2 separate regions of the Homo sapiens genome follow, and region 2 is linked to region 1. A link is a loop called in an ENCODE intact Hi-C map of the cell type or tissue named here. Cell type or tissue: heart left ventricle. All regions are shown on one strand. Links, peaks and the distances in the headings refer to the core of each region. The heading gives the core; the rest is flanking DNA. Region 1 has its middle 9.0 kb from the start of CEACAM21. Region 2 overlaps CCDC97 (coiled-coil domain containing 97).

The links. Peaks named below come from ENCODE experiments on the same cell type or tissue, not always from the same donor. Only the 100,000 strongest peaks of a DNase experiment are listed, where the experiment ranks them.
Region 2: it touches region 1 in a loop (2.9-fold over the local background); 13 of 110 quality-filtered maps call a loop at or near these places.

Annotation. Positions count from the first base shown.
Region 1 is chr19:41,559,441-41,574,798 of GRCh38, reverse strand. It overlaps a transcript of CEACAM21 not described here and the pseudogene LOC110467527. Among named protein-coding and RNA genes, the nearest start is that of CEACAM21, 9.0 kb to the left of the region's middle. RefSeq lists a silencer at 4,673-4,967 and an enhancer at 11,086-11,380. In heart left ventricle, for the core only: CTCF peaks have their summits at 3,780 and 3,986 (motif pointing right); a DNase peak (open chromatin) is centred at 3,978; H3K27me3 peaks cover 4,678 bases.
Region 2 is chr19:41,313,643-41,329,000 of GRCh38, reverse strand. CCDC97 (coiled-coil domain containing 97) reads right to left here. Exons shown (of 5, transcript NM_052848.3): 2 at 12,162-12,617; 3 at 9,149-9,427; 4 at 8,531-8,660; 5 at 4,128-6,406. The coding sequence ends at 6,286. Among named protein-coding and RNA genes, the nearest start is that of CCDC97, 11 kb to the right of the region's middle. RefSeq lists enhancers at 838-1,359, 2,770-3,539, 3,540-4,309, 5,080-5,849, 8,332-9,069 and 1 more and silencers at 3,801-3,900, 5,138-5,187, 5,948-6,434, 6,603-6,897, 6,983-7,277 and 2 more. In heart left ventricle, for the core only: a CTCF peak has its summit at 7,064 (motif pointing left); DNase peaks (open chromatin) are centred at 3,021, 3,760, 5,210, 5,870 and 1 weaker place; H3K4me3 peaks cover 1,506 bases; H3K27ac peaks cover 4,905 bases.

The DNA of each region.
Region 1 (15,358 bases), core at 266-8,265:
TTAAGTTTTTGAGAAACAGCCAAACTGTTTTCCAGTTTGCTGTGCTATTTTATATTCCCATCAGCAATATACGAGGGTTCCATTTTCTCTACATTCTTGTAAACACTTACTATTTAATATTTTTTAAAACTTATAGCCATTCTAGTAGGTGTGAAGTGATAGCTCATTGCAGTTTTGATTTTCATTTCCCTGGTGGCTGATGAAGTTGAGCATTTTTTCATGTATTTGCTGACAATTTTAATATTTTTTAGAGAACTATTTATTCAAATCATTTGCTGTTTAAAAAAAATGGGTTATCTTTTTATTATTCAGTTGTAATAGTTCTTTATATATTTTAGATACAAGTCCCTTATGGGGTACATGATTTGCAAAATTTTTCTCATATTCTGTGTCTTCTCACTTTCTTCATGGTGTTCTTTGAAGCACAAACATTTTTAACTTTGATGAAGTTCACTTATCTATTTTTAATTTTGTTACTTATGCTCTTGATGTCATATTGAAGAAACCATTGCCCAATCCAAGATCATTAAGTTTTACTCCTATATGTTCTTCTAATGGTTTGATAAGTTTTGCTATTCCATTTAGGTTTTTGAAACATTTTGAGTTAACTTTTGTATGGGCTGTGAGGTAGGGGTCTAACTACACTATCTCGCATGTGGTTATCCAGTTGTTCCAGCACAATATGAAGAGGCTACCATTCTTTCCCCATTGAGGAATCTTGGCACCCATGTCAAAAACCAATGGGCTGTAATGGTGAGGGTTTATTTCTGGACTCTTGATTCTATTCCATTGATCTCTATGTGCATTCTTGTGCCAGAAGCACACTGTTTTAATGATTGTAGTGTTTTAGTAAGTTTTCAAATTAGGAAGTGAGTCCTCCAATTTTTTTTTCCAGATTGTTTTGGCCATTCTGGGGTGACTTTTAAAAAAGATGTAGTTCAATGGTTCTCAAAGCAGGAGTGGTTCAGCTCTCCTTTTTTGGCAGTCTGGAGACCTTTTTAGGACCTTAATCTAAGTAGATAAATTATTCCCACTTTCTTTTCTGAGTTGCTATGTTACAGTGTATATTGACACCCATGAAATAATTGAGAGACCCTGGAAGTGCTTGCCTACATAGTGAGGGACAATTAGTTCCATGATCATGGGCACAGAAGATTTTGTTTTGGGAAACAATTTTGTTGGTGGAGTTATATTCATGCTTACTCTTTTATTTGTCTTCATAGCCTGCATCTCCTTCAGACTTCATATCTGTTTATTTTCTTGTTTGTCCTCTGGGGTTTGGGTGTTGGGTGACCAGTCAGCTGGAGCTGGAGGAGGTGCTTAGCAAGGCAGTGACCCTGGTTGGGAGGAGCAGGGCTCAGCAGGGTGAAAGTAGCTGGGCCTTGAGTCAGGAGTGGCATCTGGAAGGCCTGACTGTAAGGGTCAGAAGGGCCAGCAGGTGGGTGTCCTAGGCACAAACGGTGGCTGCTGCTGTGGACTGGAGGAAGGTAAGAGGCCCCGAGTATTCCATGTTCTTACTGGCTCCCCAACTGAGGATTCCTCTCCTGGGCTGGTGCTGTCCTGCAGCAGGGAGGGGTTAGACAGGGACGGCTGCACATCAGGCCGGAGTCCATGTCATCCTCTTAGGCACTGTCACTACAGATTGAGGATTCTGTTCATAAGCCAAGCCTTTGCACAAGGAAGGGACCCGGGCTCTCAAGGAAGAGCAGCTCCTGGTCAGACCTCCATCTCCTTCTCTCTCATTGCCTGAGGCCTCAAGCTTGGTCTACCTGGCACAGGGGTCTGGATCCTCCTCCCAGGGTTGGGGTCTTACTGAGCTGGGCACCTGCAGGTGGGAGAAGATCTGGAGGGGCCCCATCTGCCTTCACCAGATTGATGTTGAGGGTCCCTGAGTCCTGCACCACTATCAGGTGCTGAGCAACTTCCAGTGTCAGTGACAACCACCCCATGGTGGAAGCAGAACCACCTCGTGAGAAAGCACCTCCAAGCCTCAGTGCTTGCCATGTGTGGGAATTTGCTGGTTTCAGTTGGGGGCATGTTGGTGGGTGGTCATGAATTCAGGGCCGGATTCTATGCTCACAGTGCACATGCTGGATGTGGTACAGACCCCAGGCAGGGCTCAGTGGGGTGGTTTTGGGTGTGCACAGGTATCTTTTCTGGAGGAGCTGGTGGTGATTTGGCTCCCAGAAGTTCCTGAGCTCTGCAGACTCACCAAGCACTCAATATTTGAGTGAACATTGGGCGAGAGAGCAGAAGGTAAGTGTCAGGGCATCGGGGTTGGTGCCTCTGGGAAGAGGAGGAACATTCTGGGAACAAAGCTCTCCCCCGGCTTACAGGGAGCTTCCCATCGCTCCTGCCTTGAGGATCAGGGAAACTAGGGCCTCTGCTCTTCCAGGGGCTGCTTGCAGGCAGTTTGCTCTGGGAGGGGGTGACCCAGGAGTTGCCTCTCATTTTGCATTTGAGATTTAAAAGGAGAAGGGACAGTATATCTTGCCAGGTCACAAAAATTACAGGCATCATATTGACTGAAGGGCACTCCTGTCATCATTGCAATATACCAGAATGGTCTTTTAAAAAAATAAGTGATTTAGGTTTACCAGCAACTGTAATGCTTGTTTTATTCTTCTAGTTCACCGTTAATGTCACTTTTGTAGTTTTAGCACTGGCAATGTTGATTTTATGTTGACTCTGATGATTTTAAGCTTTCATTTGTTCACATAGAGATCATCTTCTTTCTGAATATTAATGCATTTTTTCTCTATTTCTACTGGTTATTCCTGTACATAGAGTAGAGAATCACTTTTCCCAAGGAGGTGGAAAGCTTCTGACTACCAAAAAAAAAAAAAAGTGTCAAAATGCTTTAAAGTCAGTAACTTAAAGATCAAATCCAAGAGTGGGCAACAGATTCTGCCCAGGGTCTGAAAGGTGGAGAGGTGACTGGTGAGGATGTTTAAAAGACCTCTCCTCTCTACTCCCTAAATGGGGGCCATCCAGTGTTCTTGAGGTTCAGAGAAGGCCCAGGGCTGGGGCAGCAGGGCACTGTCAGCTCCCAGCTCCCAGGGGCCAGGAGTAAGACCCCAACACTGTCCAGACACTGATTGCATTCATTTTGGGGGAGAGTAGATTCTTATTTAAAGAATAATACAAAAGTCTACAAATTTGAACATAAACAGAAATTCCTTTGCTACAATTTTCCCCTTAATAAGACATTCCTTCCTAATGACATATGTGACTGCATTCATGGCTGAGATGTTTTCTAGGATGGTGAGAGCATCAGAGTGGACTATCTGGTGCCTTGGGGTCATGCATTTTCTTCTTTCAATGTCTACAGGATCCCCCATGTCCCACTTTGTAGTGTAACTCAGTGTGTGTCATTCTGGTTTTTGTTGTATAGATCCTTGGAAAGCCCATGTCATTCCTGCTGTGAGGTACAGGCAGCCAAATGGCATCATCTCTAAACATGCCTTCTCCTGGTACATCAAATTATGGAATAAATGAAAGCCATTTTGACAGATATTGAAGATATAAGTTTCTACTCTTCCCACACATGCGATTCTTCTCCCAAGTGAAGGATTTTACTGGTGAATTGTTATTAGAGATTAGTGTGGATCAGTGACTCTGCCAGGGGAAATTTTGCCCTCTAGGGGACATTTGGCAAAGTCTGGAAACATTGTTGGTTGTCAGAGCTGGGGGAGGGAGTCCTGCTGGCATTGAGTGGGTGGATGGTGCTGAACACCCTGCAGTTCACAGAGCCCCACCAGTTTGACCACCCAAATGTCAATGCTGAGGAGTGGAGAGCCCTGCTGTGCCCTCCCGCAGCTTCCCTGAAGCTTCCCCTCACCTGCTCCTCCCATGTCTCCCCACCACTTCCCCACTTCACCCGCCTCCTTACACCTCAGTCCCCTCCACCTGAACTCACCCCTTAGTCCAAGGCCAGCCCTGATCTCCGCTCTCCTGGTCTCCTTGCTCCTTAGCAGGAGGCGCCCACTAGATGGCGCCCTTGCCCTTACTGGAGCTCACCGTCTCCCTTTCCACCCTGAGACAAATGTGGCTGCTTTTACTGCCACAACCCCAGCCCTCCACGCTCTAGATTTGCTCAGGGAGCAGCTCCTGGACAGACCTCAGGGACCCCAGGGAGGAGCCTCACTCTGGAGATTTTGATGGCATGGTCTTTGAACTTCACTGTTACCCCCAGTCAGGATCCAGGATGTTGGGAGTGCATGATTCTGCCCGGTCCCACTTCAGCAGGACCCCACTGCTGAGTTGTCTGTGGGGACCCGGGCCTCTCATCTCCTTCTTGCATTGCAGGAGAGGGATCTTAGCACTGCTTTCACATAAAGTCAGATAATGGAGGAGTGCAGGTGAGTTTGGGAAGGTGGACATGAAGAGAGGTTGTGTCCCTAGAGGTGGCAGCAGTGAGAGGATGGGCAGGTGGGAGGAACACAGCCCATCCAGGGTTGCCAGCCATATTAGGAGCGACAGCCTTTCCTCTAAGCCTCCAGCCTTTTTCCTGAAACATTCCAGAACTTTCCACTTCAGCACTTCCCACTGAGGCTCCTCAGGTCTGTCCCTGAGCTCCCAGCTGAGCCTACCTACCCATCTGAAATCCTGAGTCCTGTGTCACCCTCGTTCCCCATTATTCTGTGCAGTTCTGTGGGACGCCCAGCTCTCCTGACACCCCCAGTCTTCAGAATGGCCATCAGCGCTGTCGCTGTGGCACCAGGGTGACTGCCGCCTGGAGGCTGAGTCCTGGCTTCCTGACAGCTGTGGGGCCCGCTCTAGGCTCCCTTGTCCTGATCATTCATCACCTCCAGGATGCACAGCAGCTGGGCCAGGGGGAGGAGCAGGGACAGGTGTCAGCCACCCTGTGTGTCTGCAAGTCAGGCTGGGGGTGTGGGAGGACGCCAGGAATGACTGAACTTTCTGATTTAGAGGGTGAGAGCTTGCACTGATGGAATTTGGGATTTAATAGGAAAAGCATAGCGTTTTCCTATTTTGTAGGCGGGGTGGCTGGAGTTTGGAATCATAGATTCCCCTGGGATGTCACTGTGGACCTCAGTCCCACCCGTTAGGGGCACAGATTTCAGAATCCACACCCTGGGGCAAAGCAGGCATGGGAGGCTCCATCAGCCTGGCCAGGGCTCTCTATTTGTGCAGCTGCTGCAAGGAGATGTGCACTCTGATGGGAACAGTGCTCCCTCCTCCTTGGGGGGCAGTATCTAGCTCCCTGCAGCCCCTCTCCCTGCAGGCCCTGCCCTCTCTGAACCTCACCTTCCCCAACCCGCCCCCCGCAATCCCATCTCAGCTGTAATCCCAACACTTTCTCATCCATTATGGGTGGACTGCTTGAGCCCAGGGGTTCAAGACTATGCTGGCTGGACAATATAGCGAGTTGTTGTCTCTACAAAAAGACAAAAATTAGCTGTGCATGGTGGCATACACCTGTAGTCCCAGTCACTCAGGAGGCTGAGGTGGGAGGATTGCTTGAGCTGGGGAGGCTGAGTTGGCAGTGAGTTGAGATTGTGCCACTGTATACTTCAGTGTAGGTAACAGAGCGAGACCCTGTCTCAAAAAATAAAAGTAAAAAAAAAAAAAGAAATATGGAATACATTATTGTTAACTCTAATCAACCATGCTATGCAATAGTCCACCAGTAATACCAGTAATAGCCAATAATGAATTATCTGAAAAAGAATACAATTTATTCTTAGCTATCTACTGCTAAAATTTTTAAGCTATCTTTTATGATAGCTGAAACAAAAGAAGTAAATTTAACCAAGGAAGTAAAAGACCTTTATAATGAAAACTGTAAAACATTGATGAAATAAATTGAAAAAGACACACGCACAAATAGAAGATATTCCATGTTCATGAATTGGAAGAACTGATATTGCTAAAATGTCCTTACCACCCAAAGTGGTCTACAGATTCAATGCAATTTCTGTCAAAACACCAATGATATTCTTCGAAGAAGTAGAAGATCCTAAAATTAGAAACCACAAAAATTCCTAAAACCTGCACAAAACACCCTGAGTTGCCAAAGCAATCTTAAACAAATAGAACAAAGCTAGTGGCATTACACTTCCTGACAATCAAAGCATACTGCAAAGCTATAGTAACCAAATCAGCATGGTCCTGGCATAAAAACAAGCACATAGATCAATGAAACAGAATAAAAATCCCAGAAATAAACCCATGCATCTCTAGCTAACTGATTTTCAGCCAAGGAGCCACATGCACACAATGGGGAAAGGACAGCCTCTTCAATAAGTGGTGCTGGGGAATTGGATATTCATATGCAGAAGAATGAACCTAGACCCTATCCCTCACCATGCACAAAAAATTAACTCAAAATGTATTAAATAAAGACTTAAATGTAAGAACTGAAACTATGAAACTACTAGAAGAAAATATAGGGGGAAAATCCATGACATTGGTCTAGGCAAAGAGTTTTTGGATAAAATCTCAACAGCATAAGCAACAAAACCAAATATAAACAAACGGGATTTCATCAAACTAAAAAGCTTTTATACAGCAAAGAAAAAAAAGGCCAGCAGAGCAAAGAGACAACCTACAAATGGGAGGAGAATATATTTGTAAATATATACATATATATTTGTAAATATATACATCTGATAAGAAGATAATATCCAAAATATATAAGAAAATTATGTTTCTGTATAGTTTTATCTGACTGGGATACAGAGGCCACATCCACAGTCCCATCCTCAAAGGCCACTTGTTCCCAAAATGTCAAGCACATCCCTCAATGATCCATCATCAACACCTATGTCTGTAGGATGAAGGGTGAATCATGAAGCACTAAAAAGGAAGAAGGAAGCCAATCCCAAAACAAAATGATGCAGGGTCTGGAAAGTCCAAAGCATTTTTTTTTTTTTTTTTACTGCATCTTCCTCCTTTCTTCTCCACATTCCCAATCCTCACTATTGATTAACAAAACAAAAAAAACTGGGACCCACCATCTTCCCTACTGTCAGGAGATCTAGCGAGATTGTTTGAGTCTTAGACCAAACTTTGCCATAAGCCAAATTTCTGGCTGACTTTACAATGATATGAGCTAGCACAGTCTCTTTTTCTGCCAGTCAACTTGTGCTCGGTTTTATTTGCAACCAAATAGAGGTGGTAACCAAATATAGGTGACCCTAAAATTAGTCATCAGGATGAAATCCTAAAATGTGCAACAAACTGGGTTGAATTCAGGATTAGTAGCAACATCTCTGTTGTGGGCTTGAAAAGGGGGCACCCTTTTATGCAGTAGCAAAATTGCTAAATTGTTGTTTGCTGAGTCTTTGGACTCTCATCCCGGATTTTCTATGACCATTCAAACAGGGCTGCAATGAACATCTATGGTTGTTTAGCTTGGCACACTTCTACATTTCTATATAGTAATATCTAGAAGTGCATTTGCTCAATCACAAGATATGCACATTTTATAATTGACTGCTATCGAACTACCTTAAATAGCCTTAATTTGTTCTCAACATTGTTTAACAGGGTCTGTTTAATGTCCTATGTCCAGCAAGGACAGTATCACTTTTCTTAATATTTTTCAAATTATTGGACCTTAACAAATACTTAATGTGCAATTAATTGATTCCTTTGTATTCCCATGCCTTCTTTTATATGTTTCCTTATAGTACACAAAACCACATTATTGTTTCTTTACTTGTGTCATTCCACCCTGGACCATTCCTATCTAAACCATAACATTATGAGAGAGAGAGAGAGAGAAAACAATATGAAAATATAAATTGATTAATCAAAAAAATTTAAATAGGACAAATCAGGAAGACACAAGAGAGATTTTAAAATTATTCAGAGAATACCACAATAGCTGTACCAATATATTTTAAAACTTAGATGAAACGGACAACTATCTCGATAAATGTAAATTACCAAAACTGACTCATGAAAAAATGGATATTATGAATAGAGCAATAATCAGTAAAGCAATTAAAAAGACAGTTGATAATTTTTATTTACTGACAACAATAACAAAATTTCAGGTCCTGATATTTTTATGGTGAATTTTAACAAATTTTCAAGCTCCTCCTCAACCAATTCTCAGAAGGTTTAAAACTTTAACAAGAAAACACTTTCTAACACATTTTCAGAAGCTGTTATAGCATGATACCAAAACCACACAAGAAAATTATAGACCAATCTCACTTACAAATATACATGCAAAATCAAACAAAATCTTAGTGAACCAAATTCAGAATTAATAATAGCAAACAAGCAAAATATGTTATCATACGTATGGCTTATATCAGGAATGCAAGTATGTTTCAACATCAGAAAATACTTCTCCACATTAACAGACTAAAGGAGAAAAACGCTTGTTTAATTATCTCAATAGGTTTTTAGAGAATTTTGAAAATTTTATAAAGTTATGCGTATTCTGTAAAATTGATGAAATCCAACCTTGATTTATTTTTAAAAATTGCCTTTCCTATAGAATTATAGGTAAAGGAAACACATGCATCCTCACAGAGCTACTTCAAGGCTAAGTTACTTCCCATAAGTAACGTATTCTGTAATGTGTGCTTGGCACATATTCAATACTAAACAAATATTTGCAAATCCTCAAACCACTTCTCGCTCAAATAACCCACCTTTGTCTTTTGCCTTTATGTTAGGGTTGATTTTCTCAATTGTATCTTGGAGATCCTTTGGTGGGTCTTTCAGCAATTACCCTGAATTTGCTTTTCTGTTTACAATTTTAATTCCTGGGAACTCTTTCTTGTTCTCTGACTGCACCCTTTTCATGAGAGTTCAGCCATCAATCCTCCAGAACCCCACCCCCCCCGCCCCCCCAAAAAGCAATAAAGATGTCTAAAAGCTTCTTTCTGGGCTTTCGAATGATGTTTACCCCAGGCATTTGTTCTATTCGTTCATCACCCATTTTCCCTACAACTTGCCTACACTTGATATCAGATTTTTATTTATTAGTCACCTATCTTCTTCATTGGCCCATTTTCCTATTTTGCCACTGGTTGTTCTCAAATGTGTTATGATTCCTGGTTGTACAGTCAAGTGGTTGATAATCTTGGATATACGATAAAGATTTGCTCTGTAGCTGTGTGTAAGCCTATATAAAAGCTTTTGTATTTTTCTTCTTAAAAAAGACAAAAGATGGTTGGGAAGATCCCTCCAGTTCACCAGTTCGAGGCTGCAGTGAGCTATGATAGCGCCGCTGCTCTAGCCTGTCTGTGAAAAACAAGGGGGGCGGGGGGCGGGGGGGAAGACTGGAGATGTAAATCTCCCGCAGGGCCCTACCCGTATCCGCAACAGGTCTCTAACAGGAACAGCCTCAGGCCTGTGTTGGAACAAGGTAGGTTACAGAAATCTGGAAGCCAGATCTGTAACTTCAGGGTAAGGACTGGCTCTCAGGGCTGATCCCCCGGGCTGGGTGTCCCAGAGGCACCCGCCCCCGCCCCTTCCCCAAGGCAGGCCAGGACACCTTCACTCCTCTCCTTAGGCTCCCCACCCCCTTCTCCTCCCCACTGTGCCTCCTGGAGTAGCGGTGGCGGTGCCACAGGGGAGCGGGGCGGGGCGGGCTCTGAGGGCAAGGGGGATGGGCCCCGCCGGGGTCACTGGCGGCCACCCTGGAAACTCGACGCAGGCCGGCCCTTCTAGTGAATCGTCCCAGCCACAGCTGGCCTCCCAGCCGCGCTTGGGGCGCCTCGGGGCGCGAATGGTGCAGGTTGGGGAGACTCACCACGCACCGTCGGGGGTCGGTCCGGTTATTCCTCACCGCTCGGCTCCAGTGGGCGCGCGGGCCTCTCCTCCTCAGTTCCTGCGCTGCAGTCCCTCCCTCACCCTTCGCAGCTTGGGAATCCGACTGTGTCATTCCGACGGAGCGCCGTGAGGACCTCCGAGGGTGTTAGCGCCAAGTGATCTCTGTCCAGCGCTCTGAATATCCAAGTAAAGGAGTTCAATGAAGGGCGGGTCAACGGAGGAGAAACCGTGACTCTCTCAAGGGAGCCCAAGGCCTCCTTGTCTAATTAGTGACGCGCCAATGGATGGAGGCTCTTCCCACCATCTCTTCCCAGCATCCAGTGACACCACCGCCAAGGGACGGGCTCGGCGGAACCTGCAGGAAAGAAGCATCGGCTGAGCCTGACTGCAGCGCTGTGAAGAGACAGGGGAGGGGATCAGTAGTTGGTCCCGCGCCCACCCCCTGTTTCCGCGAGGGGCGGAGTTGACTGGCCATGCAGGCAGAGGGCGAAATGTGAAATTCCACTACTCCTACCGTTTTTCCCTGACCCGATGGGGCGGAGTGTCGTCAGGCTAAGTTCCCTGGCGGTAAGGTGGGGAGATTGAGGCGCACACCTGCCGAACGGTAACGCAGGATTAGCTAAGGCGAGCTCAGGACAGAAGCCTCCCGAGGAGCAGGAGGGCAAAATAATAAATAAATAAATAAATAAATAAATAAATAAATAATAAATAACTCACTCCTTGGTCTTTATTTGCGGCAGGAATTCAGAAGGTGAAAGCGGGGCCTTAGGATCTTTCTGACCTTTTGGGTTTTAAGCAGGAGGTGTCAGAAATGTTACCACAGGGCTAGCTGGCTTGTGGCCAGCAAGCGTTCACAATGCCCTCGATTTTTCATCCCTGTCTGTGGGTTCTTTTTTTCATTGTAAGGCAGAATTTCTACGATTGCTCACCCACTCAGAGAACCTGAGCTGGTTTAGACCAGGTGAGACAGGCTAGGTTTACCCTGGTGATGATGTGTTGTTGCCATGGCGATCCTGCCCAGTACCAGAGGCCCTGCAGATTCAGATACTTGGTGCCTGTGCTTGGCTGAGGGGCCAATGGGTGAAGCTGCCATCTGCGGGATGATGACTGAAGCCTCTAAGTCAGAATCCGCCCAGGCTGAGCCTTAGGGCAGCTCCATGGAGCCTCGGCTGGCCTGGGATAGAGAGTCCACCACTGTGCCAGCCCCCAGCCACTGCCTAGGTCCTGTGCTGAGAGCCCCTTGTCCAGGGAAATGGCGTCCAGTGGAAAAGGGACCACCCCCTTGCCCTTCACTCAAGGCAGGTTGGTGACAACCCTGAAGCTAATCCGTTCCTAGAGGAGCTGCTTCTGGGTCCGAGTTTTCTCTGCAGCAGAGCAGCTCCCTGGATGGGATCTGTTCAAAGTCCGCCTTTCACGCGGAATTTTCCGTCCTTGCAATTTTCCACCTCCACCACTAGGGGATCCTCTCTGACCGCCTCATGCCGGCTCTGGCCTCTGAGCAGGGGTCTCTCTTCTGCATGTGCGACCTTGCGCATGCCTAGTGGCCTTTTGGGACCTAGAGCTGCTCCACACCCCGATGGGGTTACAGAGTGCCTCGCCTCCACTCCACCCCACCAGGGTTCCTTCCCTGGCTGGGATGGGATTTCAGAAGCGCCGAGGAACAGCCCAGACAGGTGTGGGAGAGTAGCCAAGGCCCCTGTCCCGGGGTGGCCAGGACAGCGGTGGCCTCGCATAGGACCTGGCTGGGCTGCTGCAATCAGTGTCCTGCCCCTTGGAGAGCAACAGTGAAAACAACAAGACTATCTTCACCCACCTTAAGAAAGAACAGAACCAGTATCCCCAACTCTGCTGTGTATCCCAACCCAATTCCATTCCCCACCCCACTCTCAGTAGCCAATATGCAAAATATTAGAATACTCTTACTGTTATTATTTTCAACCACACTCTGCATCCTGAAAAACCATATATTTCGTTATGTGCTTTTAAACTTCTTGAAAATGAAATACTGAGGCTGGGCGCAGTGGCTGACACCTGTAATCCCAGCACTTCGGGAGGCGGAGGCAGGCGGATCACGAGGTCAGGAGATCGAGACCATCCTGGCTAACACAGTGAAACCCCATCTCTACTAAAAATACAAAAAATTAGCCGGGCGTGGTGGCGGGCGCCTGTAGTCCCAGCTACTTGGGAGGCTGAGGCAGGAGAACGGCGTGAACCCGGGAGGTGGAGCTTGCACTGCGCCGAGATCGCGCCACTGCACTCCAGCCTGGGCGACAGCGCCAGACTCTGTCTCCAAAAAAAAAAAGAAAAAAGAAATACTGAATTTTCAAATACTTGCTTTTTTTTTCGGTCAAAATTATGTTCTCAAATTTCACTCCTGTAGATGTGCGTGGCTGGCTGTAGTTTTTGCATTTTTATTATTAGGTATTCTCCTGTTGCATTAATATGCCACATTTTATTTCTCTCATGTTTTTGGTGACCACTTGGGGTGTTTTTTGGTTTTGTATTTTTGCTGTATACATGCTGCCATGGTGGACATACCTCTTTATACATATTTCCTGTTGTATGCAGACACAATTTTAGGATGTGACATCTTCAGCTTTTCTATTGTGTCGTGTGTCTTTTCCTTCGTGCTTTGTGTTATTTACATATTCTGGACACAGATTCTTTGTCAACTGTATGTGCTGCACATCTCTTTCCCAGTTTGTGTCTTCTTCTTCTTTTTTTTTTCTTAAAAAAAACTTTCTTTATAGTGTTTTTTCTTTCTTTCTTTCTTTGTTTTGTTTTGTTTTTTTGAGATGGAGTCTTGCTCTGTCACCTAGGCTGAAGTGCACTGGCCGATCTCGGCTCACTGCAACCTCCGTCTCCTGGGTTCAAGTGATTCTCCTGCCTCAGCTTCCCAAGTAGCTGGGATTACAGGTGCCTGTCACCACACCCAGCTAATTTTTGTATTTTTAGTACAGATGGGGTTTCACCATGTTTGTCAGGCTGGTCTCGAACTCCTGACCTCAGGTGATCCACCCTCTTTGGCCTCCCAAAGTGTTGGGATTACAGGCGTGAGCCACAGCACCTGGCCTGTGTTCTTTCTTAAGTAGATGTTACTTTTAATATAATAGAATGTATCATATTTTGCTTTTATATTAGTACTTTTTCTATCTAATTCAAACACATCCCCAAGGGTCTTTGTGTGTAGACTGACCAATTTCTCAAGAATCATGAATGAATACTGCTTCTCTTTCCCCAATTTATCTGTAATGCTACCTTTATTATAAAGTTTCTATGCATGTGTAGAAATAGTTCCTGATTTTTCACTCTGTGCCACCAGCATACCAATAGCACGCTGTCTTAAATATTAAATAGCAGAGCTTTATGAGACAACTTGATGTGCAGTAGGCAATTGCCCCCTTGTTACTCTTCTTCAGGGTTCTTTGTTGTACCACATGAATTTTAGAATTGGCTTGTCCAGCTAAAAGACAACTGCAAGGATTTTATTTGGAAGTTCATAATTCTATACATAATTTGGGGAAAGTATTTTCATAATACCAAGTCTTCCTATTAATGAACACAGACTCTCTCTCTCTCTCCCCCACCCCCACCTGTTTAGTTATTTATATCTTTATGGTCTGTTAGTTATTGTTTATTGTCTTTCAACCAGGTTTCATGTTTTTCTACATAGAGGCCTTGCATGTGAAAGTCTTTCTTCCTAGCTTGCTATTACAAATTTTTTTTAATTGCACTTTTTGGGTACAGTGGCTTGTACTGTAATCCCCGATACCTGGGAGGCTGAGGCAGATGGATTGCTTGAGTCCAGAAGTTCAAGACCAGCCTGGGCAACATAATGAGGTCCCTGTCTCAAAAAGTTTGTTTTAAAAATTGCATTTGCTGTTATTCAACAAATGTCATTGTGTCTCATATATGGATTTTTATATCTGATAACCTTGTTCAACAATCTTTTGATTCTAACAATATATCAGATTCTTTTGAGTTTTCCATATAGACAATAATGTCATCTGTAAATTATAATTGTTTCTTCTTTGTTATTTCTTGGACCTTTTATTTTATATTTTTGTCTTGCTGCAAGGCAATATCCCTCTATATATTGTGGGGTCTTTTTTCTCATAAAGTGGGGATGGTGAACACCCTTGTCTTGCTCTCTGATTGTATAAAGCATGCTTTCTGTAGCATTTTGTAGACGCTCTTTTTTAGATTGAGGTAATTCACTTTTATTTCTGGTTTACTGAGTTTTTAGCATAAATTCAGGCTGAATTTGAGCTAAAGCTTTTTCTGGAGACATCATTTGAAAAATTCATATGATTTACTTTCTTTAAGTCACCAAAGTTATGAATTACATTGAACTGAGTTTCTACTGTTTAACTGTATTCTTGGGAGAAAACCCACTTGTCACTGAACAATATCTGTTTTATTTACTGCTGTCTTGTGTCTAAATTTTCTTTTAGGATTTTTTGTATATGCTCAGATTAGCCTGTTATTCTCCTTTCTGTATTTTTTTCTGGTTTGGGGGTCAAAGTTATAATAGCCTCACAATAAGAGCTAAGAAACCAGCCCTAATGGAGGCCGGGGCAGGAGGTTTGGAGTTCAAGACCAGTCTGGGCAAAATAGTGAGACCCCCATCTCTATGAAAAATAGAAATTAGCCAGGCATGGCAGTGAGTACCTGTAGTCCTAGGTACTTGGGAGGGTGAGGCAGGAGGATTGCTTGAGCCTAGGAATTTGAGGCTGCAGCGAACTATGATTGTGCCACTGTACTCCAGCCTGGATGACAGAGCGAGACCCTGTCTCAAAAGAAAAAAAAAGAAGAAATAAAAAGGAAAAGATAAAAGAGCTAAGCATCTGCTTCCTTTTTTCCATTTTCTGGGAGAGTATGTGTAAGACTGTAATTAACTGTTTCTTGAATAATGGGAGAACTCTGTAAAATAATCTGGCTTTGGTGTTACCTGTATTGGAAGGATGAAAAATACCAATTCAGTTTCATTATTGGTTGATAGGGCTACTCATGCTTTTTGTTTTGTTTTGTTTTGTTTTGTTTTTGAGAGGAAGTCTCTCTGTATTGCCCTGTTGTCCAGGCTGAGATGCAACGTTGTTCACAGGCCTGATCCTGGCTCACTACAGCCTCTAACTTCCGATCTCAATAGATCCTCCCGCCTCAGCCTTCCCAGTAGCTAGGACTACAAGCATGCAGCATCACATCCAGCCTCTTTTCCTGCCTGACCCAGTTCTGGTTTCCTTTAGTTTTCTAGGTGTTCATCCATTTTATCTAATGTTTAATGCATTTGGCATAAGGGTGCTCAGTGTCCTTTCATTGTCTGTTGTCTGTAACTGTTGCCATTTTCATTCCTATTTATGAGTACTGGCGTCTTCTCTCACTTTTTCTTAATAATCCTGCTGGAACTTTGCTTTTTAAAGAACATCTTTTGACTTGTTGATTCTTTTTTCATACATATTAACTATTTTCTTATTTTTTGCCTTTATATTTATTTCTTTTCCTGTTTGAAACATTGCTCTTTTCTTACTATAAAAATGGGTAAGTAGCTCATGAATTACCACCTCTTTTAAAAATCTTTTCTACTGTAAGCATTTTA
Region 2 (15,358 bases), core at 2,529-10,528, 250 kb after region 1:
GACAGTATGAGTGCTGCGGTTCCTTTGCCTGTGGGCATGAGAGCTGTTGGCAGCACTGGGTCTGGGTGCCAGGGACCTGGGGCCCTCCCAGCTCAGCATAGGGGTAGAAATGTGGTTACTCCTCTGGCCTCAGGTCCCAAAGCACACAGGGCTGAGGGAGGAGTGGGGAGGCAGGAGTTCACTATGCAAGGACATGCCAACAAATGGATAGGTATAGAGATGCTGAGGTCTGGCCCCAAGAGGCAGAGTCACAAGCTAGGACACAGTGACTCGGCTGTAATCGCTGCAGCCCTATGAGGATGTGGTGCGTGTACACATGCAGACACACTCACACGGCGGGAAACACGGACGGTGCCCCACACTACACAAATATTCACCTCTCAGAGCCGCCGTGGACACACAGAGATTCCTGCAGGGCCCGTAACACATGGGCTGTGTCATTTGGCAGCAGCTGCAGCCCACATATACACAGATACAAATAGAGAAAGTGTCAGCCCATCACGTAAACACCACCCAGCCTCGGAGCCTCACTGGGACACAACACGAGCAGAGACTTCAATAGGGACCTGGCACAACACAGTCATATACAAATATATTCCACAGGGTCATGGTCGCAACCACCGCACACCAGACACTGATTCAAACAGTGTCATGCACGCACACGCATCACGGCATCAGAGCCCGGACAGGAAATGGATCCCTCAACAGCCACCTCCTCCTCCATGGGTTCACAGTCACAAACAGGTCCAGGGTGCATGTCCACAGTCGGACCTGTCACAGTCCCACCAGACACACCCCACACAGAGGTCTGACACGTCACAACCTCACAGACAGCAGGTCGGTCTTACCCACTCAGTCTGACATCCCACACCCTCCGCCACACACGCACAATTCCAGCCTGGGGAGTCCCACAGGGCCCCACAGATTGCAGCGACCCCGTCACGTCACGCCCAGACACACTGTCACACCCAGGGTCCCAGACGGAGCAGACACACCCCCAGGGTGGCAGACGCGGCCCTCACATGCCCAGCCCCAGCTCGTGCCTCGGCCTGAGGACAAGTGCTGGCTGCACATTCGCGGTGTGGTCGGCCTGCCCAACACGCCCTCATGACACACCCCGCCCACCTGCCCAGGGCTGCCGGCTGAGCTGGCACAGCCCCACAGGGCGGGGAGGGGAAACTGTGGGCTCAGCACCTTCCTCTGGCCGCGTGCGCACTGCCCCTGCCCTGCCACCCTGGCACCCAGGCCCGATGGGTGGCTCAGCCCCGTCGGGACAAGTCTGCCCCCGCCTGTGGCCGACCGCAGGGGCAGGGCAGGGGGTTTGGGGCTCCCCGCTTCCTCCCCCTGCCCCGCCCCTGCCTCTGCAGGCGGCCCGGGGCCACAGAGGGAAGTCGTGGGGGGAGCCTGGGTTCCGGCTGGAGCCCCAGCTTCCTGTCCAGCCCCCGTGGGGCAGGAAGCTGCTGGGGGAGGCCAGCTCAGGCCTTCCTGCCCCCTCCCCCGCCCCCAAGACGGGCCTGGGACCCGGGTCAGCAAGGGGGAGTGGGGAGATTGGTGGGTGAGAGAAAGCCCCTTCCCCCTTAGTCTCTGGACATGCAGAGTATTTGAGGTTCCAGTGTGGATTCGGATTTGTGTGTTCAGGAACTTATTGTGTGCGTGATTCCAAGCTTTGTGGCGTGAGCTGCGTCTGGCATGGGTGTTCTGGGGGCCTGTGTGCTGTTTGGTATGGATGGTCTTGTCTATGTGTGTCCCCAGCACGTGTTAGCTCCGTGTGTTTGTGGCTGCGCTGCATTTCTGGGGTGTGCGTCTGCATTTTGTATTTCTGCTGGGCAAGCTGTTGTATTTTCTGTGGGTTTTATGCTCTGGCACTGTTTGATTCTGCAAGTCGGCCATGTATCTGGGGCATATTGTGTGTCTGATATTTTTCTCAACATCTTCACTGTTCTTCTGAGTGTAAATTTGTGCATTTTTAAGTGTAAGTTTGACTTGAAATGTGGTGTTTTCTGCATATGTTAATCATCTGTGGGAATGGTGTTTCTCCAGGAGAGGGGAGTGAGTGTGTGTGTATATGTGTAAGACGGGGTCTTGCTCTGTCGCCTGGGCTGGAGTGCAATGGCGCGATCTTGTCTCACTGCAAGCTCCGCCTCCCAGGCTCAAGCGATTCTCCTGCCTCAGCCTCCCGAGTAGATGGGATTACAGGCACCCACCACCACACCCGTCTAATTTTTGTATTTTTAGTAGAGATGGGATTTCACCATGTTGGCCAGGCTGGTCTCGAACTCCTGACCTTGTAATCCACCCACCTTGGTCTCCCAAAGTGCTGAGACACAGGCATGAGCCACCGCGCCCGGCCGTGTGTGTTTCTTACATATGAGGCAGATGAGTTGAGTTGTTTCTGGGTTGCACTGTGATCAGTGCATGTGTCGCTGGTATTCTGAGCATGTTTGTCTACGTGGTGTGCATCCAGCATGCTTCCTGTGGTTCTCAGTGTTTGTCTGTGTGAGGGAGGGCTGTACTTCGGGGCTGTGTGTCCATCTCAGGGACTGGTGTTCCCAGCCTGTGGGTGCTGTGAGCAGGTGCTAAGGTGGTGTCTGCATGCTGTGTTCCCACATGTAGGCTGGTGACTGCAGTGTGTGGAGTTGTGTGGGTCTGTTTTGCATCATCGTTGAGGGGATTTCGCGTTCTCAGCAGGGGTGGATGTGTGTTTGTGAGCAGCTGCGAGTGTGGGTCCACATTGTGTGCTGGTGTTTTCAGGGGAGGGGGACAGGGTGCGTCCATGGAGCCGCCTGCATCATGAGCGGCCAGTGCCTGTTGGCCTCCATACCCAGCGCAGGCTGTGTCTGCGGCGCGTCCCCTTGCCGGCTGGTGCCACGCTGGCTCGGAGCTGGCTGTGGCAGCAGGCAAGGCAGGGCAGGGCAGGGGCTGTGGTGGGCACTGGACCCACGCCCAGCCTCGGTATAAATATCCCAGGCTGCCGGCGGCTGTGTTTGCTGTGTTTACTCGGCCTCAGCCCCGGCCGGGGGCGGCAGCAGCCCAGCAGGTCCTGGGGGCGGGGGTGACCAGGCCACAGCACAGACATTTCCTTCTGGCCAGACAGGCCCCGCAACCTTGCTGCCCCCTCCTGCGCCCTTTCTGGGTGGGCGAGAGGCGATGACCCCTCATTCTGGGTTTCCAGTGGCCGCCAGTGAGGCTCCAACCTGGATATCCCAGCCGGGCTTCCCAGAGTGTGGGAGACAGAGGAGATGGGGGGCACGGGGGGCGGGCCAAGACACACAGCAGCGAGAGGGAAAGGGCAAAGTGAGGAGAGGACAGAGCCCCCCAGAGGGAGACTCCAGCAGAGAAAGGGATGGGGAAACGAGGTGACAGGAGCTGAGAACAGAGATGGAGAATGGCTGGGGACACGGAGTGGAAAAGGTGGGGAGGAGAGGGAGGGAGGGAGGGAGGGAGAGGCATGGGAAAAACAAGGGAGGAGAGAGAGGGGAGACGGAAAGTCACGGGGAGACACCGACAGCCAGAGGTGTGGAGACAGAACGAGAAGACAGAGCAGTGGCGGTGAGGGAGGAAGGCAGAGGGCTGGAAAGAAACGCACAGAAGCAGGGAGAAGGGACGGGGGACAGAGGGACAGAGTGACTGGAGCTGGAGGGGGAAGAGTGCAGGGAGGCAGCTTGCTTTGGCAGGACGCATGGAGGTGTCAGACGTGGGGGGCGGGGTGGCGGCCAGGCCAGCGAGCCAGGCCAGGGCCAGGACGGACAGGAGACACGGGGGTGGGGGCCGGATGCCCACCTAGGGGTTGTCTCCCAGCGGGGCCCGCCCTCCCTGACTCAGCCTTTCCACCTACCCCGACCCCGGGAGAACTGGGAGGGGGATGGGAGGCACCCGCCCTGGGGCCCACCACCCCCAGGTCTCAGAGGCAGTGACCAGGGGGTGTGTCTCCCGTCATCCCTACCCCACTCTGTCTCCACCTCTCTTCCTGTCTCCCCATCTAATCCCTGTCCCTGGGACTGGCTCCACCTCTGTCTGTCAGCTAGATGCTCACGTCTTGACCATCTGACTAACCCTAATTCTGACTCAATTTCTGTGTCTCTCATCGCTTTTTAAAAACCTACACAACAAATTTACGTATAGCAAAGTATATTGTAAACAAATTTAATGACCAAATGATAGACTGGTAAAAAATGTGCCTATCACCAAGGGCTGATACCTTTCCTGTGGCCCAGGCCCTCTGCTCTTTAAAAATGGGGCACAAATACAGGCAGGTAAGAGACAGACAGCTCTCATCCTGCACTCTTGGCTTTCTGAGAGATATGACCCCAAGGTCCTGGAGTCTAGCTGCTGCTTCCTCCTCTGGGAAATAGAGGAGTGATATTGGTAGTACCTAGGGCATAGCACTGCTGGGACAATTCAGTGATTTGGGGACTGATCTCCATATCAAGATGACCTGATCCTGTCTGTGTGCGGGACAGTGGCTAGCACGGAGCCCTTGTTAGGCCCGCCTACCATCTGACCCTTCTCAAACCTTCCCGTCTGAGGACATCTGCATGCACACTTGTCCCTCCAATGCTGTCTCACTCTGGATGGCCCTGACACCTGAGAGGCCAGACAGCCAAGTGGTTTCTAGGACCTTTGTGATTCTAGGCCTGGGTTCCTGTTTCATTTCTGCCTCTGATGGCCGAGTGGCCTTGAGGAAGCAACATCTTTCCAGGCCTCCTTTGACCCACTTCACTAGTTCATGGGGCCATCTGAGGATCCAACCCGGTGTCAGGCACTTCGCTCGGGCCTGACAGAGGACAGAAGCGCTCCGTAGCAGAGGCTTTCGTTCTTTAATAGTCGCTCTGAGCATCTTGTCTGCCTCCATCCAGCTCTCACTTTCCCTGTCTGGCTCTAATTCTGGTTGACCCAGAGGGCATAGCTGAGGCTCGGAGGTCAGGAACCGTGGACTCCAGGAGGCAGTTTTGAGGGTCCTTCAGGCTTGGCCACGGCAGGATACCACCATTCCATCTCAGAGGCATGAGGAGTCCCTAGGCCCCGACTTGGTGACCCTTGCCCTGTGTGCCCCCTCAACAGTGGCCAGGCCCTCCTGTGTGTGTCTGCTGGGGGAGCAGGAGCCGGGTGTGGGGGCATGGGAAGGCGGGACGCCTGGGTTCCCACAGGCCCGGTGGCTGAGTCACCAGGCGGCCATCTGGCTCCCATTAGCCCAGGGCGGCAGGGGGCTCCATGGGGCGGGCCCTGCGGCCAGCTGGGGGCAGGGACGCTGGGGCAGGCTGTGTGTGGGATGACTCAGGACCCATGATAACAGCCTGTGCGCATTTGGGGAGTGTAAACAGGAGAGGGAGAGGAAGGCGGAGGAAGGGAAAATTGTGGTTGGGCAGAGGGGGGCTGGTGGGGCTGAGAAGGGTAGAGTCCCCCCTCCCTCTACACTCAAGCTGGCAGGCCCCGTGATCCACAGCCTGGGTCCTGGGGAGAGAAGAGAGCTGCCCCCATCCTCCCTGCCTGGGGTCTCCTCCCTCCCCTGGGGCTGTATTACTCAGTGGTCAGGGTTCTGCTGCCTATAGCAGCCAGGTTTGAGGGAAGGGGGAAGAAGGGGCCCAGAGCCTGGAGTGGGGGATCAAAACCCAGAGATAAAGGCTGAGAGACAGACAGAGAGGGACAGTGAGAGCAGAGGCCTAGAGAGGTGGAAATGTACAAGTAGAAAGAAGAGGCCCAGAGTGAGGCAGAAGGAGAGATGGGAACCTAACAGAAGCAAGGAGGCTCTGAGTGTGAGACACAGCGCAGACATAAACAGAGAGGGGGAGACAGACAGCACGGGAGGCAGCTGCGCTGGGGCCTAGGGGTCAGCACCGGAACCAAACTGGCCACTTCCAGCCACGAAAGGCCCTGCCAGCTGGCCTCCGGCAAGGGGAGGACTTTCACCTTGGGCCCTGCGGTGGAGACAGAGCCTAAGGCAGAGAGAGAGGGGGAGAAAGGGAGAGACAGCCAGCCAGAGCACTGGAAAGAGGGAGCGGGGGTAGGGAGAGAGACAGAAAGACAGAAAGAGACAGAAAGAAGCCCAGACAGACACCAAGAAAGACAGAGGCAGGAGACAGGGTGGGAGAGATGAGAAAGGGAACCCCAGAAACAGTGGGGGTGGGGGTTGTCTGAGATGAGACTAGACCCAGTGAGATGGTGGTGTGTGTGGGTTGTGGGGCACTGCCCTGATGTCCCCCTAGAGAAAGGGTCACTGAGCAGGCCTGGAATCAGCTGCCTTGTTGGGGATGGGGATGGGGCAGGCGGTGGGAAGGGTGGCGGCCATCAGTCCCCATCCAGCTCTGGGCTGGGCGCATCCTCAGGTTCTTCCTCATCAAAGTACCTCTCCTCCTCATCCCGTGCCACGATGTCGAGGTTGTCGAAGTCGGGGTTGTCGTCTACTGTGCTGCAGGAGGAGGAGGCTGTCAAGGACTGGGTCTCCCTGGGACCCTCGGATGCCCAGGTCAAAGGCCTGGGGCACCCTGATGTCAAAGGCCATGTGCTGGCAGCCGTCAGAGCTGACCCTCCCAAGGGAGATAGTGTTTAAAACTCTCAGGGTTTAAAACTCAAGGGAACATTTTCCAAATCAGAGTTTGCACAAAAACTCTGGGCTGGGCATGGTGGCTCATGCCTGCAATCCCAGCACTATGGGAGGCCAAGGCAGGAAGATGGCTTGAGCCCAGCAGTTGGAGCCCTGGGCAACAAAGGGAGACCCTGTCTCTACAAAAAAATTGAAAAAGTAGCCAGGCGTGGTGGTGAGCACCTGTAGTCCCAGCTTACTCAGTTGGCTGAGGCGGGAGGCTCACTTCAGGCCAGGAGGTCAAGGCTGCGGTGAGCTATGATCAAACCACCACATTCCAGCCTGGGTGACAAAGGAGACCCTGTCTAAAAAAAACCCCAAAGCTCTAGTTTTTCTTAAAAAGCTGTAAAATGTGGCGACACATGGGCTTACATTCTCAAGCAGGCAGTGGCTCTCAACAAAGAACCACTTGGGGGTAATTTTGCCCCCACGGCATTTTGACATTTTGACGTCATCACTGGGGGCTTGCTACTGCCCTCCAGTGGATAGAGGCCGGGATTAGCCAGAGCTGACCACAGGCAGGACAGCTGCCCATGCCCTAAGGCAGCAAGTAAACCCAGCAGCACGCACTTGGGTTGCCAAGCCTAGCTTGATTTGGCCACTCAGAGATCTCCTACCCCCTTGCGACCCCTTGCGACTGCTCCAGCCCCTTCTGCCCCTTGGTGCTGCTGGGGGCTCTGGCACCTACTATGGCCTCTGCCAGGAATGCTCCTCCCACTTCCTGCAGGCCTTTGCTGTCAGCCCCTCAGAGAGGCCTTCCCTAGCCACCCTGTCACTCCCCTCCCACTGCTTCACTTTTCCTCATGGCCCCATCACCATGAAGTGCTAGAAAATTCTAGATCTTCCTCACTAGAGTGGGACCCCTTTTCAGGCAGGGAAGCCTTTCGTTGGTTTTGGTCCCCGCCTTATCCCCAGAGCCTGTGGACATCACAGATGCTCAGCACATGCCAACTGAATGCACGGATGGGGGACACGTCGGGGCCACTGCTGCCCTCCCGAGGCAACACACTGTGGTCCCTGCCACCCCCAATTTCCTCCTGGGCCCTGGCTTGGGAACAGCAGTGATGCCTGCTGAATGAGGGTCCCCATGGTCCAGGCCCTCTGCTCACCACTTTGCGTGCAGGAACTGGGGCTCTGAGCAGGCCTGCCTGGCTGGAAGTGGAGCAGCCAGATTCCATTCAAGAGCCAGGGATCCCAGAATGGGAGGAGGCTCTGGTGACCATGGCTGGGCCCCACGGCAGGGGCAATCACAATTCCCACTTTCCTGATGAGCCCACCTCAGGACGGACGTAGGGTCCGCTTATGTGTGGTCACACATTTCACATGTCATCGGGGCTGGATGTGAAACCAAGGAGGGTCCTCTGCTGCTGGGCCCAGTGTTTGGGACCACAAGGCAAAGCTACCTTAAATGACAAAACCAATCTTTGACTGACACATCACTCTCCTGGGTCCTTTTCCAAAGCAGGTGGCCCACGTGTCTCAGCCCTGGGGTGCTACTGGAGAAATGAACAACTGTAACTGTGGGGGCAGCCAGTGCAGGCCCCTCCATGCCGGGCATGAACTTTGCCAGGGGTTACTTCCTGCAGCATGAGGAGGTCCAAGGTGAAGCGGAAGAGGTTGGGCTTCCTAGGGAGACTTGGGGGGCTTGGGGTAGTAGCCTCTGCCATTGCCAGGAGGGAAGTGTTTCAGGGTTTCATTGATACTGAGCTATATGTCATCCCTGTCCATCCCCTGCCTTAGAGGTGAGGAGACTGAGGGTCTGAGATGGACAAGGCTAGTCCGAGGTCACCCAGCCTCTTCCTTTGGCTGTTCAACCCCACATCCTGGAACTGTTTTGGGGCCTTGTAGCTCCACAAAGGGAGACCCCCACAGCTTGTTAAGGGCTCTGCATGTGACCAAAGGCCGTGGGATGCTGGGCTGGGGGATGGGGAGGTGGAGGCACAGGAGCACCTGTAGTCAAAGTCCCCGTCCTTGCCATCTAGGAAGCGCTGGTGCATGCGGCTGGTGAACTCCTCTCGCAGGATCAGCCTCTCCTCCGAGTCGGGAACCCAGGCCTCCGAGTCCTTGCCTGACCTCTGGTCTGCAGAGGGAGAGGAGAGGGGGTGTGAATGCGGGTGCACTCGGGCAGGCACTGAGCACAGAGTCCACAGAGAGCTGCTGCTCCTGTGCCCAGCCTTGCGCTGGGTGGCTCTGGGAACACACTAGTGACAGAGATGGCCCTGGTCCCTGCCCTCCAGGGACACGCATAAAACACATGACCATATAGTGCTCTGGAGACTGTATCCTCGGGTCAGGATCTGAGACCTGAAGGGTGGGAGGAGAGGCATTCCTGGCGGAGGGAACAGCCTGTCCAGACCTGGAGGCGAGGGTTCATTTGGTGCCTCAGAGTGGGGGATGGGGATGCTGCAGCGGTTGGAAGGGCATACACAGAGAGTCAGGCTGGGCAGGGGAGGGACGCAATGTCGGCTTTTGCAGGTTGGGGGCCCAGCCTGCTGCCATGAAGTGGAGACAGACAGGCCTAGGGCTGGGGTGTCTGGAATCTGGGGTCTTCCTGCTACTGGCCCTCACCTTCCTCGTCACTGTCCTCCTCCTCTTCCTCTTCCTCCAAGCAGGCCTCCTCCTCCTCCTGCTGTTGGAGCAGACGCTGCTGTAGCTCCCGCTCCTCGTAGGACTGGAGCAGCAAGTTGGAGAGCGGGCAAGCAGGTCTCCCGGGGGACCCGGGCTTGGGGGGCTGGTGGGTTGGGGTGCGGGCACTGAGCTCCTCCTGGGTGAGATACTGCCCGATGTACTGCTCATATAGCAGGGGGGCCCGGAACCGCATCTGCTCATCACTGAAGTACTCGCCCCCTGCACAGAGGAGAGACAGGGTGGGCATGGGGTGAGCGACTGAGCAGATAGTGTCCATGTGGGTATGTGTGTGATCATGCTTGTGGGATGATGTGCATACACAGTCCAAGTGTGTGTATGCACACATTCAAAAACACAGGAAAACATGCAGGCACCTGAGGTGCGCGTGAGTACTCATGCAGGCGCCTGAGGCGTGCGTGTGAATAATGCAGGCGCCTGAGGCATGCACGTGAATACTCATGCAGGTGCCTGAAGCTGTGTGCGCAAGCACTCATGCAGGCACCTGAGGTCATGTGCATGTGATTACTCGTGCAGGCACCTGAGTGTGTGTATGTGGCCCGGCCTCTATCTTCCTGTGTATTCATGTATTCATGCATCCAAGCATGTGTGTGCATGGGCAGACCTGGCTACATCCTGGCCTCTGAGGCTCTGACGGTCTGGAGCTCGTGTACAACTGTGTCCAGGCACGATGCACAAGCTCCTGCCCATGGACGTGTACATGGCCTATGTACACACACATGTCCTGTGAGGCCCAGCATATGCCCACAGACACCTGTCTGTCTGGGTGTCAGCATGCAGGACAATGCAGCAGAAGTTGTGTGTCTCTAGGTTGTGTGCCTGTTTGTGGGGCCCTAGTCTGGCTGGCAGTGGACACGCCTTCACTGTGGGGCGTGTATGTGTGTACATCCACGTGGATTTGGCATGTGTGTGCAAGGGATCAGGTCAGGTGGGGCATCTGCCCGTGTATCCCTGGGAAAGCCTCCTGGTGGTGGAAGGCCCTAGATCCATCCTCTCTCGAGTGCTCCTCTATGCAGCAACCCCTCAGGTGGGCCTGGCTTCCCCACTACCCCAAAACTTGAGTTCCCTGCATCACCCCTGGCTGCCTGTTTCTGCACGAGTGACTCTGTCCCTCAAATAACAGTTAAACCTGCCCTGGTCCCTCCCCTCCACTGGTCCTAGCCGTGTCTTCAGAGTCCAGGGCAAAGAAACTGCTCGGACTCCTGGCCTCTGCAGCACCATAGGCTGTGACTGTCCCTGTCCTGCTCAGCTTCCCCACTCCTGCCAGCAATCTTACCCCCAGCTGTTTGTGGCATCCTCTAGCAGACTCAGTTTTTTGAGATGGAGTCTCGCTCTGTTGCCCAGGCTGGAGTGTAGTGGTGTGATCTCGATTAACTCTAACTGCAACCTCCGCCTCCCGGGTTCAAGTGATTCTCCTGCCTCAGCCTCCTGAGTAGCTGGGATTATAGGCACCTGCCACAGTGCCTGGCTAATTTTTTTTGTATTTTTAGTAGAGCCGGGGTTTCACCATGTTGGCCAGGCTGGTCTTGAACTCCTTATCTCAAGTGATTTGCCTGCCTCGGCCTCCCAAAGTGCTGGGATTACAGGTCTGAGCCACTGTGCCCAGCCTCTAGCAGATTCAGTTTCTATCCCTCCTTCTCCCCAACTTGGATTATCACCCACCCCGGCTCTGGATCTCTCTCCATCTCTTCCTTTATCTCCATCTTTCTATCTTTCCTGCTTTTTTCAGTTTCTGTCACCTACCCCCACCTCATTCATCTTTCTTCTTTTTTTTTTTTTTTTGGCAACCTCCACCTCCCAGATTCATGTAATTCTCCTCCCTCAGCCTCCCAAGTAACTGAGATTACAGTTGCCTGCCACCACATGTGGCTAATTTTTTTGTATTTTTAGTAGAGATGGGGTTTCACCATGTTGGCCAGGCTGCTCTGGAACTCCTGACCTCAGGTCCACCCCCACCTCGCCCTCCCAAAGTGCTGGGATCACCGGCTTGAGTGACTGTGCCCGGCCCATCTTCCTTCTGTTTTCATCCTCATTTCCACATCTGTGTTTTTTTTTTTTTTTTTTGAGACAAGATCTGGCTTTATCGCCCAGGCTAGAGCTTAGTGGTGGGATCTCAGCTCACACAACTTCCACCTCCCAGGCTCAAGCAATTCTCCCACCTCAGCCTTCTGAGTAGCTAGGGCGCCACCACACCCAGCTAATTTTTGTATTTTTTGTAGAGACAGCATTTCGCCATGTTGCCCAGGCTGGTCTTGAACTCATGAGCTCAAGTAATCTACCCACCTTGACCTCCCAAAGTGCTGGGATTACAGGCATAAGCCATCATGCCCAGCCTCTCTCTCTTTCTCTGTGAACCTCTCTATAACTTGTGCCTTCTCCCTAACGGCAACTTAACTCACTCTGCTTCATTCACTCTCATCTTTTAACTTTGGTTCTGGTGTTGTGGTCACAAGGATGCTTTTAATTATGTCATGGTCAAAAAGCTATCTTTTTTTTCCTTCATGGTTTTCACCGTGTGTCTTGTTCAGAAGGCTTCTGTGTCCCCAAGGTCATGTACATACTCCTTTTGGTTTCCCCTGATGCCTCTGTATATGGTATGAGGTAGGGATCTCATGTTTTGTTCCTTAGGTATGACCAATTATCACAGCACTGTGTACTGTGTCCTCAGCCTACCAATCTGAAATGCCACTTCTAACATCTACTAAATTCTGATCTATTCTCATTGTCTGTCCCATTCTCTTCCCTGGACCCCTGTCTATCTCTCCCCCTTACTTTACATTTCTGTCTCAGTCTCTTCCTGTGTCCCTGTCTCTGTCTCAGAACTTCTCTCCCAGGATCTCTGTCTCTGCTCTTGTATTCTTTTCTCTAATTCCCTCTGCCTCAGTCTCCCCTCCCTCCCCATATGTGCCCACTGTCGCCCATCTGGCCCCCACACCTTGGATCAGCTCTCGCAGGGCAGCATAGCGCCGGTTACGCAGGCGGGTACGCAGGGTGCGGGGCCGGGCAGTGCCCTGCCGGGCCACCTCAGCACAGTAGAAGTCTGCACGGTGGTCGCCACGCACGTGGCCAAAGCAGGCCAGATGCTCCTCACGGAGGCCTGTGCGGAAGCGCTCCAGGAACACCAGTGGCTTCTCGTGGTACAGCTGGGCCAGGATGGCCACTTTCTCATGCTCTGTCAAGTCGGGTTCACCCTGCTGCTGGCTGCAAACAGGCAGGCGGCTGGCGGCTACAGCGTGCAGCATAGCACTCACTGCTGCATTTTCAGCCCCGGAGGTGTCACTGTCCAGGGCCACTGGTGTTGCCTCAGCTGCTTCCACTTTGTCCTGGGGTTTAGATGGGACTGGTGTCCGGCTCAGCTCACCCCAGTGCCCAGGTCCAGGCTCTATGCAGCCTGAGGAAAGGAGAGATTGGTTAGTTCAGAGATGGGAGTGTGGGAAGGGACTGGGGGCTTAGTCACTCACTCAGCTCACATTTACTGGGCACTGACTATATTCTGGGCACTGTTCTGGGCACTAGAGAAACCACAGTGAGCAAAAGTTGACATTTCAGTAGGGGACACAAACAATTAGCAACATAATTACCGAAAACATAATGTGTTAGGTGTTTCCTGGAGTTATGCGGAAAAATAAACAGGGAAGGAGGAGGGAAGAGGTGGAGGAGGCTGCAATTTTATTTTATTTTCGAGACAGGGTCTTGCTCGGTCACCCAGGCTGGAGTGCAGGGCGCAATCACAGCTCACTGCAGCCTTGACCGCCTGGGCTTGAGCGATCCTCCCATCTCAGCCTCCCGTGTAGCTAGGACCACAGGCATATACCACCATGCCTGTGTAATTTTTAAATTTTTTGTAGAGACAGGGTATTGACATGTTACTCAGGCTGGTCTCGAACTCCAGGGCTCCAGCAATCCTCCTGCCTTGGCCTCCCAAAGTGCTGGGCATTAAAGGTGTAAGCCACTGTGACTGGCCTATTTTTATTTTTATTTTTTAAGAGATAAGGCCTTGCTCCATTGCCAGGCTGGAGTGCAATGGCACAACCATGGTTCACTGTAACCCTGAACTCCTGGGCTCAAGCAATCCTCCCACCTCAGCCTCCTGAGCAGCCAGGACTACAGGCATGCACAACCATACTCAGTTAATCTTTAAATTTTTTTTTCTTTTTTTTTTTTGAGATGGAGTTTTGCTCTTGTTGCCCAGGCTGGAGTGCAATGGCGTGAGATCTGCCCACTGCAACTGCCGCCTCCTGGGTTCAAGTTATTGTGGTTGGTGCCTCAGCCTCCCAACTAGCTGGGATTACAGGTACAAGCCAAATGCCTGGTTAATTTTTGTATTTTTAGTAGAGACAGGGTTTCGCTATGTTGGCTAGGCTGGTCTCCAACTCCTGACCTCAGGTGATCCACTCCCCTTCGGCCTCCCAAAGTGCTGGGATTACAGGTGTGTGCCACTGCACCCTGCCAATCTTTTTTTTTTTTTTTTTTTTTTTGAGACGGAGTCTCGCTCTTTCGCCCAGGCTGGAGTGCAGTGGAGCAATCTTGATTCACTGCAACCTCCGCCTCAGGTTCAAGCAATTCTCTGCCTCAGCCTCCCGAGCAGCTGGGATTACAGGTACCTGCCACCATGCCCGGCTAATTTTTGTATTTTTAGTACAGACAGGGTTTCACCATCTTGGCTGTGCTGGTCTCGAACTCCTGACCTCGTGATCCACCCGCCTCGGCCTCCCAAAGTGCTGGGATTACAGGCGTGAGCCACTGCGCCTGGCCTGCACCCTGCCAATCTTTAAATTAAAAAAAAAAAAAAAAAGTTTCAGTAAAGACAAGGTCTCACTAGGTTGCCCAGGGTGGTCTCAATCTCTTGAGCTCAGGCAATCCTCCCACCTCGATCTTCCAAAGTGCTGGAATTACAGGCGTGCACCACTGGACCCGGCCTAATTTTAATTTTTTTTGGTAGAGACAGGGTCTTGCTGTGTTGCCCAGGCTGGTCTTGAACTCCTGGCCTCAAGTGATCCTCCTGCCTCAGGCTTCCAAAGTGCTGAGATTACAGTGTAAACCACCATGCCTGGCCAAGGCTGCAATTTTAAATGGAAGGCTCAGAGAAGGCTTTGCCAAAAAAGTGACATTTGATTAGAGACCTCAGGTGGTGAGGGATTAAGCCATGAGGTCTCTTGGAAAAGAGAATTCCAGGCAGAGGCAACAACTACTGCAAAGGCCCTGAGGCCTGACTTATTGATCCACTCAATTCTTTAAATCGTTAATACATTTGCTAATTTGTTTACTCATTCATTCACTCTCTCATGCATTCATGCGTTCACCCAACCACTCTTTAATAACTCTAAATCTTAGGCCGGGCGCGGTGGCTTGCGCCTGTAATCCCAGCACTTTGGGAGGCTGTGGCAGGTGGATCACCTGAGGTCGGGATTTCAAGACCAGCCTGACCAACTGGGAGAAACCCCGTCTCTACTAAAAATACAAAATCAGCCATTGTGGCACATGCCTGTAATCCCAGCTACTCGGGAGGCTGAGGCAGGAGAATAGCTTGAACCTGGGAGGCAGAGGTTGCGGTGAGCCAAGATCGTGCCATTGCACTCCAGTCTGGGCAACAAGAGCAAAACTCTAAAAAAAAAAAAAGAAAAAAAAACACTAAATCTCTGAGAGGCCCTAAGTCAGGCAATGCTGAGGATCCATAGGATGAATCCAGTCCAGCTCCTGCCCTCAGGGAGCACCCAGTCTGATGTGGGAGACAGTCAGGATCAACAATAATATGGGCAAAGAAAACAGGAAAGCTGGCTGGGCACCATGGCTCATGCCTGTAATCCAGCACTTTGGGAGGCCGAGGTGGGCAGATCACTTGAGGCCACAAATTCAAGACCAGCCTGGCCAACATGGTGAAACCCTCTCTCTATTAAAAATACAAAAATCAGCTGGGCATGGTGGTGGGCACCTGTAATCCCTGCTACTCAGGAAGCAGAGGCACAAGAATCGCTTGAACCCATGAGGCAGAGGTTGCAGTGAGCCGAGATCAGCCATTGCACTCCAGCCTGGGTGACAGAGTGAAGACTCTGTCTCAAAAAAATGGAAAGAAAACAGGAAAGCGGAGCGCTGGGCAAACCTTGGTGAGACTTGTTTCCCAAGAGTGGAGGG